2 separate regions of the Homo sapiens genome follow, and region 2 is linked to region 1. Evidence: chromatin loops called from intact Hi-C (ENCODE). Cell type or tissue: heart left ventricle. All regions are shown on one strand.

Region 1 (8,000 bases):
TGGATTGCATTTTCCTGCTTCTTTGCATGGCTGGTAATTTCTGATGTATGCTACACACTGTTGGGTGTCATTAGCTTGTTGAGTGCTGGATATTTTTATATTTCTATATGTATTTTTTATTTTTTTCCCAAGGACATGGTGAAGTTACTTAGAAACACTTCTATCCTTTCAGGTCTTTATTTTAAGCTGTATTGGGTGGAACCAGAGCAACATTTAGAAACGCCGGAAAAGCATAATTTTTCCCAATAAATAAGGGAGGTGTTTCCTAGTATTCGGATGCCCTTTGACTTAAGAAGTTTTTCACTTTAACCGTTGGAAACAGGTACTGTTCCTTACCTTCAATGAGATACAGTTGTATTCCTGCTGATCCTTTCAGGTGGTTCTTTCCCTGGGCTTATGCAATTTTTTTTCACATATAAGCCCTGATCAGTTTTTAGCTGAATAGTTGATGGTTGATGGAGGCTTTCTGCAGGTATCTGGAGTTTTATCTTTCTTTAGCTCTCTTTTCCTTTGTTCTTCCCTGCAATCTCCAGGCACTTTAGCTTTTGCAGATACCTGACTGTCTTGTTCTTTCTCCTCAACTAAGAAGTCTGAAAAACCTGTGTTTTCCCTCCCTGTGCTGTGGCCTGGAAACTTCTTCCAGGCAGTAAACTGGGGCAATTTTAGCACTCACCCCCTTGCTTCCTATCTTAGGGAACACTGGCCTTTGTTGACTAATGTTCACTGTCTTGAATGATGTTGGCTCATATTTTGTCTGGTTTTTAGTTTTTTTAAATGAGAGATTGATCTGGTCCTGTTTCTCCATTTTGGCTGAAACATTGTGGTGGATTAATTAGGGCCAGAAATTCTTGACAGTCTTCCCATTGAGAAGTATGGTCTATGTCTCCTGACCTTATGTTCAGACAGGTTCTGAGACTGCTTTGACCAACAGAATACAACAGAATTAGCACTATGTTAGTTTCCTAGACTTTAAGAGATTGTCAGTCTCCTTTCCCTGCCTTGTAGGGCACTTTCTCTTGGAACCCTGCCATCAGGGCACAAGGAAGCCCATCACTCTATAGAGAATCTGATGTGGAGAAAAACAGAGGCCTGGCTGACAGCTCCAGCTGAATCCTAGTTGACAACCAGCACCAACGTACCAGCCATGTGAGCGAGCGATCTTCGAAGTGGATCGTCTAGCCCTAGTCAAGCTGTCCCAGCAGATGCCACATGGAAAAGAGACAAGCTGTCCCTTTAAGCCCTGCCTGAATTGCAGATTCATGAGCAGAATAAATGACTTTTACTGTTTTAAGTAGCTAAGTTTTGAGGTGGTTTGTTATACAGCAATAGGTACCTGGAACACCCACTTTTAACAGGCAAGAGCTCATCATTTGGCCCATGCGTTGAAAGTGGGTTGGGGAATGTCATATAACAGCATGCTTTCAAAGACAAAAATGTGGATTTGCTGGGCATATACTATTATCTTCTCCATTTATGGTGTAGGTTTATATCCATATTGGACATTCTGGGAAACTAAGACTTAGAGATTAAATAATATGTCCAAGGCCATGGCAAGTAGTTGCAAGTGTCAAGATTGTGACGATTTTGAACTTGGCTTTCTTTTATCTTTAAACCTGAACTCTTGGCCGGGCATGGTGGCTCACACCTGTAGTCCTTGCACTTTGGGAGACAGAGGCAGGGGGGTCACTTGAGCCCAGCAGTTTGAGACCAGCCTGGACAACATAGTGAGACCCCATTTCTACAAAAAATACAAAAATTAGCTGGGTGTGGTGGTAGGCACCTGTGGTCCTAGCTATTTAAGAGGCTAAGGTGGGAGGATCTCTTGAGCCTGGGAGACCGAGGCTGCAGTGAGCCATCATCACGCCATTGCACCCCATCCTAGGGGATAGAGTGAGAGTATATCTTCAAAAAATAAAAAGTAAAAAATTAAAAAGGAAATAAACCTGAATGGTTTCTTCCATATCCTTCCCTGTAGACTTCATCCATCTGAGTGGCTAGAGCCCTGCCCCAATTCCTAGCCTTCCTTGTACATTCATAAATTGCTTTTCTTTTTCTGTATTTGCCTATTCTGCTAGAGCAGCTATGACAAATCAGTAGGGCTAGTCTACATGGTTGGGGCTAATAGAAGGAGACTGTGAAATAAAGTGGAGAACCCTCCAATAGGGGCACATGTGAAACTGAGAGTCATGTGGGAAAACAAGTCCCCAGATCTAGGGAGAAGAGCCTGAATATGTCACCAGAATATAAAAATCTAAAGTTGTGACCACATTTAGTGAATCTGAGTCTCCAACTGCAGAGAGTAAGGAGCACATCTGGGGTGGTCTTGGAGTGATCTCCAAGATCTAACAGCACTGTGACTGGCTGTTATAGGCAGGCTGAAGTAGGACTCAGGGCTGGCCCATATGTATTTGAAATCTCAGGGCTGGGACTGGCATTTGCTGTGCTGCAAGGGATTTTTCTTGGGCTGGTGGAGATTTAAAAGGAGATCTCATGCTATAGCTTATTGCCTTTGACTCTGTGATGATTAGTTTTATGTGTCAACTTGGCTAGGCTATAGTAACAGTTATTTCATCTTCACCTAATCTAGGTGTTGCTGTGAAGATATTTTGTTGATGTGGTAAACATCTACACTCAGTTGACTTTATGTAAAGAAGATTATCCTCAATAATGTGCACACCCTCATCCAATCAGTTGAAAGGCCTTAGGAGCAAAATAGTTTTCCCTGATGAATGAATGAGAAATTTTGCCTCATGACGCTGCGTCAGATGCTGCCTGAAATTTTCTAGCCTGCCAGCCTGTCATACAGATTTGGGGCTTACTAGTCCCCACAATTATGTAAGTCAATTCCTTGAAATTATCTCTCCATCCGTCGACCTTTTACTGGCCTCTGATTCGCTGGGGAGCCCTGACTGGTACAGACTCTGAGGGACACAGGGAGCACAGGCAAATTACCATTCCAGTGATGCACTTGAGTGCTTTGGCTGTATTCTCTGGTGTTTTAGCAATAGCATTAGGACTGTTACAAATATTCAGAGAAGACCAAATGCCACCACCAACTTGACCTGTCTTGGTGGCATCAGTTATACCCTTGAAAGAGAAAAGTGAGTTTTCCCATGCCCTAATCTCGATTGCTCAGCAAATCAATGCATGCTCATCTTGGAAAGCTGACTTACTGCCCTAAACACCCAGGATCATCTTAGGTGGCACTGTGGCCTCTCATATTAAACATTTACCCTTAAACTGAAGTTCAAGTGCTGTGGGGACCAGAGCTTCTTTAAGGAATTTCTCCAATAGGCAGTTATCTACACTGCACACCAGGGCTAGGCAATGCTCATTGGAAGGCAGCGATTTAAACTCTATGCACACATGAGTGGTCTCCGAATTAACTGCAATGTCTGTGTTAAAAAGAGAGAAAGAGGCAAAAAGAGATCTACAGCTAGTGTCATTATGGGCAGCTCAATGAAGACATCTGCTGCATGCCTAGTGGCGTTCAGATAAGACCCATGACTGTGTGAAGGGGATGGAGAATGAGATGCGGAAATATTATCATGCCATCCTATAAATCAGTGGTACATCCTCACTTTGAATACAGCAGTCAGGGCCAGCTGTCTTATCTCAACGAGGATATAAATGAAAGGGTGAAAGGCCAGTGAAGGGCAGTGGAGTTGATTAGAGACATTGGAGGTGAGGTGGGGCAGGAGGTGACAGGGTGGATTTTGCTGGCAGAGAAAACACCAATGATTAGAGCTGTATATTACAGAGTCATGTGGAGTGGTGAGAGACCAGGTGGAGGTAAATGAAGTAATAAAGGGCTCCCCAAAGGCCAAGTGGGTGTTCCTATTTATCCTGCCTCATGAAATTAAATGGCAACAGATTGGAAATGGATGAAAGGACGTCTCTCTTAATGCATAAGGTGCCTGGTTTTCAATTGCATGTCTGTGAGGCTGCCTGGCCTATTGAGCATGCTAGGGAGTTGAGGCTGGGAGGGAGGAAGCACTGTTTCTGGTGAGGTGGGTGTGTTTGGCCTGCTTGCTTCTCCTGTCCAAGCCTCTGGTGCGTCTATGACATGGAGGGGTGGGGCCCCATTTTTTCAGGTCCTTCCAACTCTGAAGATTTCTGATTCTTTTCCCTGGAATCGCTTCCTTCCATCCTCTGCTCCCCCTGCTGGGAAAGTAAAGGAAGGCAGGCTGGGAAATGGGATAGCAGAAGCACAGTGGTTTCCTGGGCTTTCATAGCACTGGGTTGCAGAAGCCTGGGATGTTGATGAAAAGGACTGTTTCAAGATGTAAATGAAAGGCTCTCTTAGATAAACGAAAGCATCTTTTTAAGTCCCAGAGTAATCCCAGCTCACACTTTCCAGTTTCTTTGACTTAAGAAAATTACCAAATTTCTTATCTTCCTTGAACCTCAGTTTCTTTCTCATTGAAGAGGGGGTGATATGATTACCTCCTTCATAGATTATGCATTGAAGGCACTTAGTCACACAAGCAATGTTTAGTAAATGAAATCTATCATTGAATCTATTAAAAAGTTGGCATAAACCCGTAAGTGATTTGACAAATCAAACTAGTAATTTGTGGCAGATTCAAGATTCAAATGCATGCCCATCATCATGTGAAGGATGTGTTTTCCCTACTGAATTACATTGCTTTTAGTTGAGGGAAAAAGCTGCTTGGAGTCTAAGGCAGGGTTTGATTAATGCCATATGTGTAAGGCAGATAAGCACCATGAGAGGTCAGGGAGGGGAAATGCTCATAGAGTGGGCTGGGGTGGTCCTTGAGAACTTCCTGGAGAAGGGGTCATTTGAATAGGGACTTAGTGAAATGGAAGACTAAAGTGGAGGTTAAGGGGCATTCACAGCAGAAGAATCTCTTCATGCCATTCAGAGAGGCCAACTTGAGTCCAGGAAACACACCTACCTTATGGAAGTCAAGAGTTCTCATAAGGTGATGGTGATGAGGATGGAAGATGGTAATTCCAAAGGGCTCTGAAAGGCAGGCTCAGTTTGAAATGTCTCCTAAGGAAAGTGAGGAGCCATCAAAGGGTTGTAAACTAGAGTGCAGCACAATCTTCTCAACACGACCAAGATATGTTTGAGAAGATAAATGCAGCAGCTGTGTTCAGGATAGAGAAAAGAGAATCTGGAACTGTCAGATAGCTGGGCGTGGCCGCCGTCTGGGCCATAAATTTGTGTGGCAGGATAAGGGTAGTGACAGGGGGAATCAAGGCAGGCACGGGGGAGTGTGGCCTAGAAGAGAGATCAGGTGGCAGCAATTACCAAGTACTTGTTGTGTGCCAGGCCCTCTTCCAGTCACTCAGTGGATTTGCACTACCACCTGTGAGGTGGGCATGCTGATGCTGTGTGTGGCTTTGGAGCAGACAGACCTGGAATTGCATCCCTGCTTCAATTACAAGGACTTCCTGCAGGAGTGACTGGGCCAGTTGGCACCCCAAATGTCAGTTTTGTCCTCTTTTAAATGGGGTAATATGATCTATCCTGCAAAGTTGTTTTGAGGGTAAAAGATAATGTGTGAAAAACACCTAATAGCGAGAGCTTGTCTTGGAGAAAGCACGTGCAAAATGGACACTCCTGTCGGCATCTTTACTTCTAAAAGACTGCTTGAAAGAATTTTTGGCCTGGATGTGTGTGGGTGGCATGAAACTTAAAGGGTCAAAGATGGCTGTAGAATTCCAAGTGTCAGAGCCTGAGAAAATGCTGTTTCCAGTGACAGAAAGAGGGAAATTGGTTTTGAAGGAAATATGATAGACTTGGTTTGATTTTGAGGTGATGGCTGGGTATTCAAGCAGAAAAGCTTGACAGCCCATTGGAAGCATAAAGCCAGACCTCTGCAAGACACCAAAATTCTAGAGGAAAATTGAGCAATTTATCAAGTGTCTAAATATCTTGCCCACACAATGACAAATATCCAGATTTTTGGAATGCTTTTGACCTGGATTTAAATGTCAACTTTTTATCTCAATACTTGGTTGTGTTTTAGTGCTGACAAAGACCTCTTGTTTTCTTCCAGATTATGAACCCATTAATTTTGCCAAGATCCACATGGCCCAAATCGCCATCTATTTCTTTGCTCTTTGGCAGGAGACTAGAAAAGGGTTAAACAAGTTTATTTCTCTTTTAGCTCTCGGCTCTGATTCTTTATTATTCACACCTCAGCAAATCTTGTTTCATTACATTTTTGGAATTGCAATGTAATTTTGGTGATTAACTTTAAATTGGGGATAATACCCTGACAGGCATTAACGTAATGTCAAAACATTTTCTTATAATTATTTCTTAACCTTCGTCAAATCACTCTTCCCCTGTGGACCTTTAGTAATATAATATGGACAACACACCAGAACTCAAAGATGTAGAAAGGAAAAGTGATGACCAGGAACACTTATCAGAAATGATCAAGGCTAGTAAAAGACGGTGAAGCAGAGCCCTGTATTCTCACATTTCCCTGTCTCGGAGCGGAAGTGAAGAGATGAGTGCTGGAAGTGGCTCCTGGGATGTTTGGGTTAGAATGTGGCTGGTAGGAGTTTTGTTCCCATTGTCACATCTGTTACCATTACCCAAATGGAGCATGCATTCTGGTGAAAAACGAAAACAGCTTGGAAGGCCAAAAATAGTAGCTCAGCTCCACATGGAGAGACTTAGGAACCAGACAGCGCCTGCTAGAAGCAGAAGTGGAAATAATACCGTATAAAGTGAGAGAGCCTGAAGAGTTTTCAAAACATTTTCACTCATATTATCTACTTTGAGAATCCCAGCCACTTTGTGAAAGTAGACAAAGTCAATGTGGATCAGCCTCATTTTATGAAAAAGTAGACATTTTCAGCGACTTGCTTCAAACAATACAGTGAATGTGAAGCAGCAGCGTGTAGTAGCTTTGCTTTGGAGTCTGGGAGAAATGAGTTCAAATACAGCCTGGTTCCACCATTTACTAGCTCTGTGGACTGGGAAAGTAGCTTAATTTCCCAGAGCTTCGGTTTCTTCATTCATAACTTGAAGATAATAGTAGGACCTTTCTCATAGAGTGAAATTTACATAGAAAATTCTCAATAATTGGTAGTTATAATAACTGCCCAAGGGGTTTATCTTGCCCAATGCCTAGACAGAGGCGATTCATCAAGACAGGGGAATTGCAGTACAGAAAGAGTAATTCACGCAGAGCCGGCTGTGCAGGAGACTGGAGTTTTGTTATCATTCAAATCAGTCTCCCCGAGCATTCGGGGAACAGAGTTTTTATGGATAACTTGGTGGGTGGGGGGACAGCAGTGAGCCAGGAGTGCTGATTGGTCAGAGATGAAATCATAGGGAGTTGCAGCTGTCTTATGCTGAGTCAGTTCCTGTGTGGGGGCCACAAGATCAGGTGAGTCAGTTTACCCATCTGGGTGGTGCCAGCTGATCCATCAAGTGCAGGGCCTGCAAAATATCTCAAGCATTGATCTTAGGAGCAGTTTAGGGAGGGTCAAAATCTTGTAGCCTCCAGCTGCATGACTCCTAAACCATAATTTCTAATCTTGTGGCTAATGTTAGTCCTACAAAGGCAATCTAGTCCCCAGGCAAGAAGGGCGTCTGCTTTGGGAAAGGGCTGTTACAGTCTTTGTTTAAACTATAAACTAAGTTTCTCTGAAAAGTTGGTTCACCCCATGCTCAGGAATGAACAAGGACAGCTTGGAGGTTAAAAGCAAGATGGAGTCAGTTAAGTTAGATCTTTTTCACTGTCTCAGTCATAATTTAGTGAAGAAAGTTTCAATTCTTCCCTTTGAGTTTTATAACACCTTAATCTTAAGGTGTAGGCTATGAAGATGGGAAAAGGCCGTTGATTACTCTGGCTTCTTCTGCTGACGGGACATAGTGGGAATGGGAGTGAACCCCAAGGTGAGAAGAATGGGACCGCTTTGCAACTGTCTGAGTGTGCTCACGCCAACATGGCTTGGCTTTCAAGGCTTGCGTGGTAAACACGTTAGTACTTTCAGCTATAGTTTTAGTA
Region 2 (8,000 bases), 340 kb before region 1:
AAGGTAGAGCCAGGATTCAAACTCTAGAGTTTAGGAGCATGCCACTTCTACTAACCTGGGATACCCCCTCCCACCGTCAGCTGACTTCCAATTCACCCACACCCCCACCTTTTGGGAGATCTTGGAGACTTTCAGACAGATACCAGTTTGGGTGACCCATGGTGCTCACCAGTGAGGCAGCAGAAGGCAATTCCTCTCTAGCACTTTAGCTCCTATGTAGTCATCCCCCTCCGTGTGTCCACCCCAGGAGGCTCTTTGGAGCTTCAGATCCCCATGAGGCAGGCCTCCCAGAAGCAGGGTCCAGCTAGAGATGGGCATTGGTGGTGATGCAAGAGCTACCCTTGAAGGAGAAGAGCAGAAGTCCTTGGATCCAAGTTGACCTATTTTTGGCCGAGTCTCCTTTTATCCTGTCGCTGGTGGATCTGTAGCTTGATTTGTCACCCAGATTGTGGCTGGGCCTCTCAGCAGGCAATGTATAAGCTTCTGTCCCCAGACCTAGAATTGCTGGTGATATAGCAACTCTTCGCATTGGATTCTGCTGAGTCGAGCAGCCCTCATGCCACTGGTAATGAAGAAGTGTTGGGATTAAACTCCTAATGGCTCATTGATTGGTTGAATTATGCTCAGTGTAATTCTGAAAATAGATTTTAAATATGTGCTTGGGGATTTGTGGGGATTTGTTACTTAGGAGCTTTAACTAAATCATGGCTGGTTTGACAGAGACATCAACACAGGGAGCCTGTGCCTGGGATGTGATGTTCATCTCTGGGTGACCCCTCTCCCCCTATTCCCCAAAGTCAGGAAAATGTGCTGGGTGGGGTGGCTAGGGGTGGGATGGTCCCCCCTCCCTTCACATATATTCCTTTGTTCAGGTCTTGAGAAGGTCAGCTTGGTTGAACCAACCACTGCAAACCCCTCAATATTGCTAAGGTGAGATGGAGACATCACAGGTTCTGGATTCTCCCTTTTATTTCCTCTGAAGTTAAGAGCAGAAGTTGTCTTCTTTCTAACTCCAAGCTTTCACTTTTCCTGGAGCTGCCACTCTGGGGAAGAACCAAAGGGGAAGCCTTCATGGATGCTTAGCTAATCAGCCTTTTGGCATATTCTGGTGCCGTCTTTTCCTTCTGCATCCTTGTATCCTAGGTCTAAAGGGGGAGCTGTATGAAGGGTTCCTGGTCTTGGGCTGAGCTTCTAACATCCATGCTTCTTTTGGTGAATGCCAAGTTAACTTGGAGACAATAGAAAAGCTAATGAAGGCCCCTCTGTGAGGGAGCAATCATTAGAAAATAATAATCAGAGACCTCCCAGCACACCCCAAATCACTCACCTTATATTTCTTTCCCTCTGGTCTATCAGAAACCTAAAATGCCTCCCATTTTTGGTGCAAGGTAGATCAGAAAGAAACAAGGGATGTTGTAAGTGAGGCTTAATGAGGCAAATTTGAAAGATGCAGTTAGACCATATTTCCATGGGGAATTTGGTCAGGGGCTTTTTTTTTTTTTTTTTTTTTTTTAAGCTTCGTCTCTTCCATTTTAACCTCTGTCTGAAAGGGTATATTCCCCTTCCCTGGGATAATTTATACTCAGCCAGTCTTTATGAAAGAAAAAAAAATATCCCCAGAGAAGGGAGGAAGTAAAAACAAAACCTGGAAGAAAAGAAAAAAAAATGACACTCTCCTCTAATAAAGAAATTACTGACGTTCTACATTATGAACTGTATTAATTTTTAATGGCTGAGAAAGGAGTTGATTTATAATGCATCCTTCCCGGCTGCAAAGCCTGTCCCCAGCTAATAAATAAATGACAGGTCTCTTGTATTAAAAGTATCCATCATCTTACAGTGTTGGAATGTAAATGGTGAGAGGCATTGAATGAGAGGCCCCTGGGAGGGGGTGTGCCCTGCTGTGCCCAGCTGGAGAAGAGCCTGCCATAGCATTCTGCTTAGTTCTGACACAGCTTAGCCCATTCCTTCATCTTGTTTTCAGCAAAGTGATCCAAATAGCTGCAACTCTTACGGTCCAGGAGAAAGTTCATAAGAAAAGGTGATGGGCCATTTAGGAACAATTCATGATGTAAATTTAAATTCCTGGTGTTTAAGCAAAACTGTCCATGGCTTCTCCTTACATATCCTCAGGGCTTCCTCATTGGCTTCCCATGCATCTCTGGGATTATGTGTTCAGTAGTTCATCCTTTGATGGTGGTCACAGCTCTGGTTAGCCTCTCTATGTCTCTTTAGAAAACAGACAGAACACCTAACATTTGTTTCTGGTTTCAAAGTAATATACAATCACTGAAAATATTTTGAGGAAAATCCAGAAAAGTGAAAAGAAGAAAATAAGAATCATCCCTAATGCCACCCCAAGTGATGAATGCATGACATTTTGCCTTATATGCACAGGCTAATAACATACGCAGACATGTACACATCAACATGGACATGTATAGCACACACAAATGAGATCATATTCTGCATACGGTTTCATAATCTGAATTTGTCATCTAGTAGCCTATCATAGACCTTTATTTCACAATGCCACTATTTTTAATGGCTACATAATACGTGGCCAGGCTATATTCACATTGGAGCCGCTGTAGAGCTGGCGATCAGTCAATCAAGATGCATTCCTTCGTTCTTCATTACAGTGCCAACTCCAGAATAAACATAGTGCAGGAGAAAAACTGAGTACAAAGATGATTTTTGCACAGAGCTCCTAATCTTGGAGCAACTACTATGCTGCAGAGTCAATGCAGTGAGGCTGAGAGATGAACAGAGTGGCATCATCCCCGCATGAGGGAGTCCACACTCCAGCTGGGGAGACAGGCCAGGAAACAGTTCTGGAGATATGAGCATAATGAGATGCCTGCCACAGAGACCCTGCAACTAAAGGGCCCAGTGTGCTTAGAGAGCAGTGGCTTGTTTAAATTAGGGGAGCAGAGGCTTGGGTAAAGGCTCCACAGAGGGGAGAGTGTTTGAGCTAGGACGCTGCGGGGAAACTTGGACTGGCAGAGATGGACAGGAAGGGCCTTCCAGGCCACCGTAGCAGTAGCAGGAGGCAGACAGGGGGCAGGGTTTGGTGGGGGCAGGGCTGGAGGTGAGTGACCAGAGAAGGACTCCCTCCCGGGGTGGAGGGAGCAGGTCTTGTTGATGTATTAAATAGCATAGCTTATTGACACAATAATTACGAATTTATTCGTAGAATTTGCACTTACATAGTCCAGGCCTTTGTTTATCACGCTTGTCACTGTTTCTCAGAAGTAGGTGATGACTAGAGGAGTGAAGAAACTATCAACACTGTAATAAAAAAGGTAAAACAAAGTAGCAAGTTATTCTCTCTGAATTTAGGGACAGTTCCAGGCAGACATAGAGAGACCCCTGTTCCAGAAAGAAGAGAAATGAAACACTCACTGAATATACCTTTCAGCACAGGGAACGTTATGTAGAAAATGAGAGCGATCTAGCAGTTGCTGCCAGCAGGCTCCACTCCCTCTGATTTATTTATATTGTCTTCATAGGCTTATAAAAATGGAAGTTTGCCTAGATTTGGAGACTAACATTTCTATCCTTTCACATATGAATTTATTTCTTGATTTGTTGTGCATATTTCTAAACATAGATCGACCAATGACTTTTGCTTTTGGAAAAATAAAAAAGAAAATCTCGGAGCTGGTGAGAAGAGGAATCAGAGACCGTGTTCCTGCAAAGAACCTGCTCCGGTGTTGCCGGAGAGGTAGGCGGGGAAGCATCCAAGAAGCATTTATTCCTTGAGCACCTGAGAGAGCCTGTTTTTTTGGCAGGTGGAAAAGTGGCAGCCCAAGATCAAGTCCTAGCTGGTCTTGGTTTTATCACCAGTTAGTTGCAGTTGCAATATGATCCTCGCTTATATTTTTGCCTTCAAATCTTGGACCCAAAATTATTCCAGCAATAGGAGTTGGCTGAAAGCTAAGTTTTTCCTTTCCTGCTCTTTAATTCTCATTCACTTAACTTCCTTGTAGAACATAGAAGTTTTTTTAATCTGAAAAATATCTCAGAGATCCAGTGAGACTTATCTTTTCGTTTAGTAGATGAGGAAACTGAGGGCCAAACACATAGTTCAATGATATTAAACTGCATAAGGATTTGGAAGAAGGAACAGGTCTAGGACCAATGGCTGTTGTCTCATGTTTCTCACTCCTGAAACTGTAAGTGGAAATGCAATCTTTTCATTTTCCCCAAAGTTGATGTTTTTTGTTTGGGCCATTTAATAAGGAATGTCTGACAAAAGTGAACTGTCTGACTCAGGTGCAGTAATTGCCACAGAAATTGGTTTTGGTGTCTTTGGGGAATTCTGCAGTTGAACCCAGAAGGCATCCTTATCAAGTAGCGTGTTCCAACACTTTTACAAATTCTAAGAGCCTCAGATATCACTGTTTTCCTTTGGAGCGATATTTTGTTATTTTAGTAAACTTTCAAGGGGCACTGCCACTTTGCTGCACTGGCTTCCTAGTGAGATACAGTGTTACTATCTTAAGTCTTTTTTTAAAAAAATTGAGACAGGGTCTCACTGTATCGCCTAAGTTGGATGGAGTGCAGTGGTGTGATATTGGCTCACTGCAGCCTCAATCTCCTGGGCTCAATCTGTCCTCCCACCTCAGCCTCCCAACTAGCTGAGACTACAGGCGCACCACCACGCCTGCTACCTGGGCTCAGTCAATCCACCTACCTCAGTCCCCCAAAGTGCTAGATTTATAGGCATGAGCCACAGTGCCTGGCCAAGTCAGGCCCTGCTACAGGATTTTTTGTACATGATCTGAAATGTTGTCTGCACTTGAAGGATCTCTTAGAAGGGTGTCTGAGTTCCTACTGGCATTGAAAAGGAAGGAAACTTGAAGCTAGGCATCTGTTTGATTCCCAGGCTGCTTTCATGTTACTTAATGCTGTCAGATCATAAAGGGAATTCATTTCTATTCCTCAACTTCTAAATAACTTCACACGATTTACAGTTGACAAACAGCACACTGGGACTCTTCTTGCATTTCATTGTTTCTGTGGAAAATTGGTTGATAGAGCATCACCAAGTGTATGGCTTCTTATCCTCAGGCATTTCTTCCACCAACACTGGCGATGGTCCACTGTGCACAGAGCTCTGGGTTAGAGAAGGAACCCTGTTCCTTTTTTCCACAGTTCTGTTATCTGGTTACGCTCTGACCTAGAGGAAGATGCGGGTATGATTTTAAACAGTCTTTACCAGTGCACGGTTTCACCTGCTGGTAGTGGGTCTTTACCAGTGCACGGTTTCAGCTGCTGGTAGTGGGTCTTTACCAGTGCACGGTTTCAGCTGCTGGTAGTGGGTCTTTACCAGTGCACGGTTTCAGCTGCTGGTAGTGGGTCTTTACCAGTGCACGGTTTCAGCTGCTGGTAGTGGGTCTTTACCAGTGCACGGTTTCAGCTGCTGGTAGTGGGTCTTTACCAGTGCACGGTTTCAGCTGCTGGTAGTGGAATTTCAGAAGACCGTTGTTCTTCGAAGTCAGGGGTTATCCAAGTGTGGTGTGCAGACCAGCAGCATCAGCATTAACTGGAAACTTGTTAGAAATGCAAATTCTCAGGATTCACTTCAGACCCACTGAATCCGAAACTCTGGGCATGGGATTCAGCAGTCTGCATTTCAATAAGCCCTCTGGGTGATTCCGATGCACATCAAAGTATGAGAAGCACAGTATAAGATATTGGTGTAGTTTCCTTTTTCCCCCGATCAAAAATATCTGAAGAAGCTGAGAAGTGCTTCAATATAGTTACTAATAGTGCATTATAAAACATTTATTTATTTAGTAAACATTTATTGAGCATCCATTAAGTTCTAGGTTCTGTATTGGGTGTTAGGAGCACAAATAAACCAGCAAATGGCTCATTCTGCTGTGGTTGTTTTGGTATGAACATATAGAAATACTTTTTTGTGACAGTGATATAAACAAGAGGTTCTCAGCCTCATTCTCACCCTGCCTGTGATTTCCGTGCTATTTCTGGGCCTCTCCAAATGGGCAAGTTTGCCAAAGCTCGGGGTCAGAGTGTCCTGAGTGAGAAGGAGGATGTAAGCAAGGCGCAAGAATGAGCCATGGCTGGGGGAATGTTGCCAGCTCTGCATTTTATTTGTGAATAATAAGGAAGGAAGTGAGAAGGTTTGTGTTTTAGGTTGTGTTAATACGTTTCCCTTATGTCAAAACCACCAACTCCTAGCACCCTGTCAAAATGGCTGCACTGAAATATCACAGTTCGTCGAGGATCTCATTGTCTTATAGGTTCGTGGAGGATGTAGAGATGGCAGGATGGCAGCCAAAGAGCTGAAGGTGGGATTCTGTGAAGAACAATGCATGCTCTCTCCTTCATGCTGCACAAGGCCGTAGGGTACAGGGTGGGTGAGCTCTGTTGGCTTGAACATTGGAGCCTAGACTTGCTGCTGTGCTCTCTCCCCATGTTTCTGTGTGTCTGTCATAAGGTGGGACTAATGGGAGGATCTGCCTCACTGGGTCTTCGTGTGTGTTAAATGAGGTAATGTACGTAAGGGATTTGGAATAGCTGCCTGTGTTTAGGAAGAAATGGCTCACTTCTGGCTGTCAGCACTATTACCATAGTCTGCCTTAGTTATACTACAGAAGAAATTCACTTCTGCACTACTGGGTCACCCCAGTGGCAGGCGAAGGGAGGGGCAGTATCTGGCTGTGCAGACTTTCCCTGACATTACTGATAAATCAACTTTCCCATAGAGTAATGTGCGGTGGGAAGTGTCTCCCCATGTAGAAGCTGGTGTCCTATTGTGCTGACGTAATTCAGTGGCCTGCTCATGCATACACTGCCAGGATGTGTATATCTTCAGCTGCGGCTTCTTTTCAGGGATAGACCCAACTCACCATGACCCAACCCCAAACTTCACCTCATTGCCAAAGTCAAGGAGAAGATTTTGCCAGAAAATATCAGATTACTGAGATTTTAATTATGATTTCCAAATGTTCTGAAATTATAGGAAGGTAGCAAATGCCCCATAGTGTGTTGAGTTGAGACATCTAACCTCTTCCTGTTTAATATGGAAATGTGCATATTTTGTAAGTCCTTACAGACTTACTAGTAGAGTCACATTCTCATTCATTCCCAGATAAACTTTCTTAAATCCTGTCTATTTTGATTTCTTAAAGCAAGCTGGAGACTGAGCTTTCTGTTGGTGATGAATAGGAATTCTAGACAGCAAGAAGCGAGAGGCTGACCTGGTGGAGGGAACAACAGATACAAAGGTGTGGAGGTGTTTTCTGGGGACACTCAGGAGCTCTGGATGAGTGGGGTGGAAGGTGTGTGGGTGGGATCCAGTCATGATGGCCTGTGTGGCATGCTTGTTCATTCCAAGCCATTTGAAGATAATACTGGATAAGAAAATATCCCTCAACAACCCATGGACCAGGAAGGAACGAAAAGAAAAACATGTCCAAAAGGATGGATTTTTTTTTATCCCTTCATGGGTAGTGTGGTGTGACGGCAAAACCCTGAACTGAAAATTTGCATTTTGGGAAGTCATTCATGTAGGGAGTGAATTAGAATGCAAGCCAGATCCAGGTAACTGCTGTGAATGCATGATGTGGTGGCAGGTGAATGAGTTAGGCACACGGAGATGTGTCTGTGAGTGGTACAATTAGCCCGGCTGTTTCCCAGGTTGCTTCTAGTGTGATAATACTTTGATTTTGTGTGTGTGTGTGTGTGTGGGTGTGTGTGTAAATTCCAGCAGTGCTAGAGGTAAAAATACATTTAGCAAGTTCTGTTATTGGCTCTTAAGTGGACAAAAATATAATGCATATTTTAAAAATAAAATTCTCCTTATTCAATAGGTTTATTACATTGCTTTTAGGAATAAAATCTGTTAGTAATATATAAATATCTTCACCATGTTATTCATCATTTGCCAAAAAAAAAGCATAGTTTCATTCTTCCCATCCTTTTCCTTTTCTTCCGGAAAAATTACTAAAAAGCTTGGAAAAAGAACT

What was found. Hi-C counts contacts between places; a loop is a spot of excess contacts. Peaks named below come from ENCODE experiments on the same cell type or tissue, not always from the same donor. Only the 100,000 strongest peaks of a DNase experiment are listed, where the experiment ranks them.
Region 2: a loop joins it to region 1, with 4 times the contacts of the local background. A loop is called at or near these places in 4 of 110 quality-filtered maps.

What each region holds. Positions count from the first base shown.
Region 1 is chr15:87,668,651-87,676,650 of GRCh38, reverse strand. All of the region lies in intron 1 of LOC102724465 (a long non-coding RNA gene), which reads left to right. Among named protein-coding and RNA genes, the nearest start is that of LINC00052, 96 kb to the right of the region's middle. RefSeq lists an enhancer at 6,749-7,948. In heart left ventricle, CTCF peaks have their summits at 3,969 and 4,170 (motif pointing left); no DNase peak of the experiment used is centred here.
Region 2 is chr15:88,010,470-88,018,469 of GRCh38, reverse strand. All of the region lies in intron 14 of NTRK3 (neurotrophic receptor tyrosine kinase 3), which reads left to right. Among named protein-coding and RNA genes, the nearest start is that of MIR11181, 68 kb to the right of the region's middle. In heart left ventricle, no CTCF peak of the experiment used is centred here; a DNase peak (open chromatin) is centred at 3,061; H3K4me3 peaks cover 396 bases.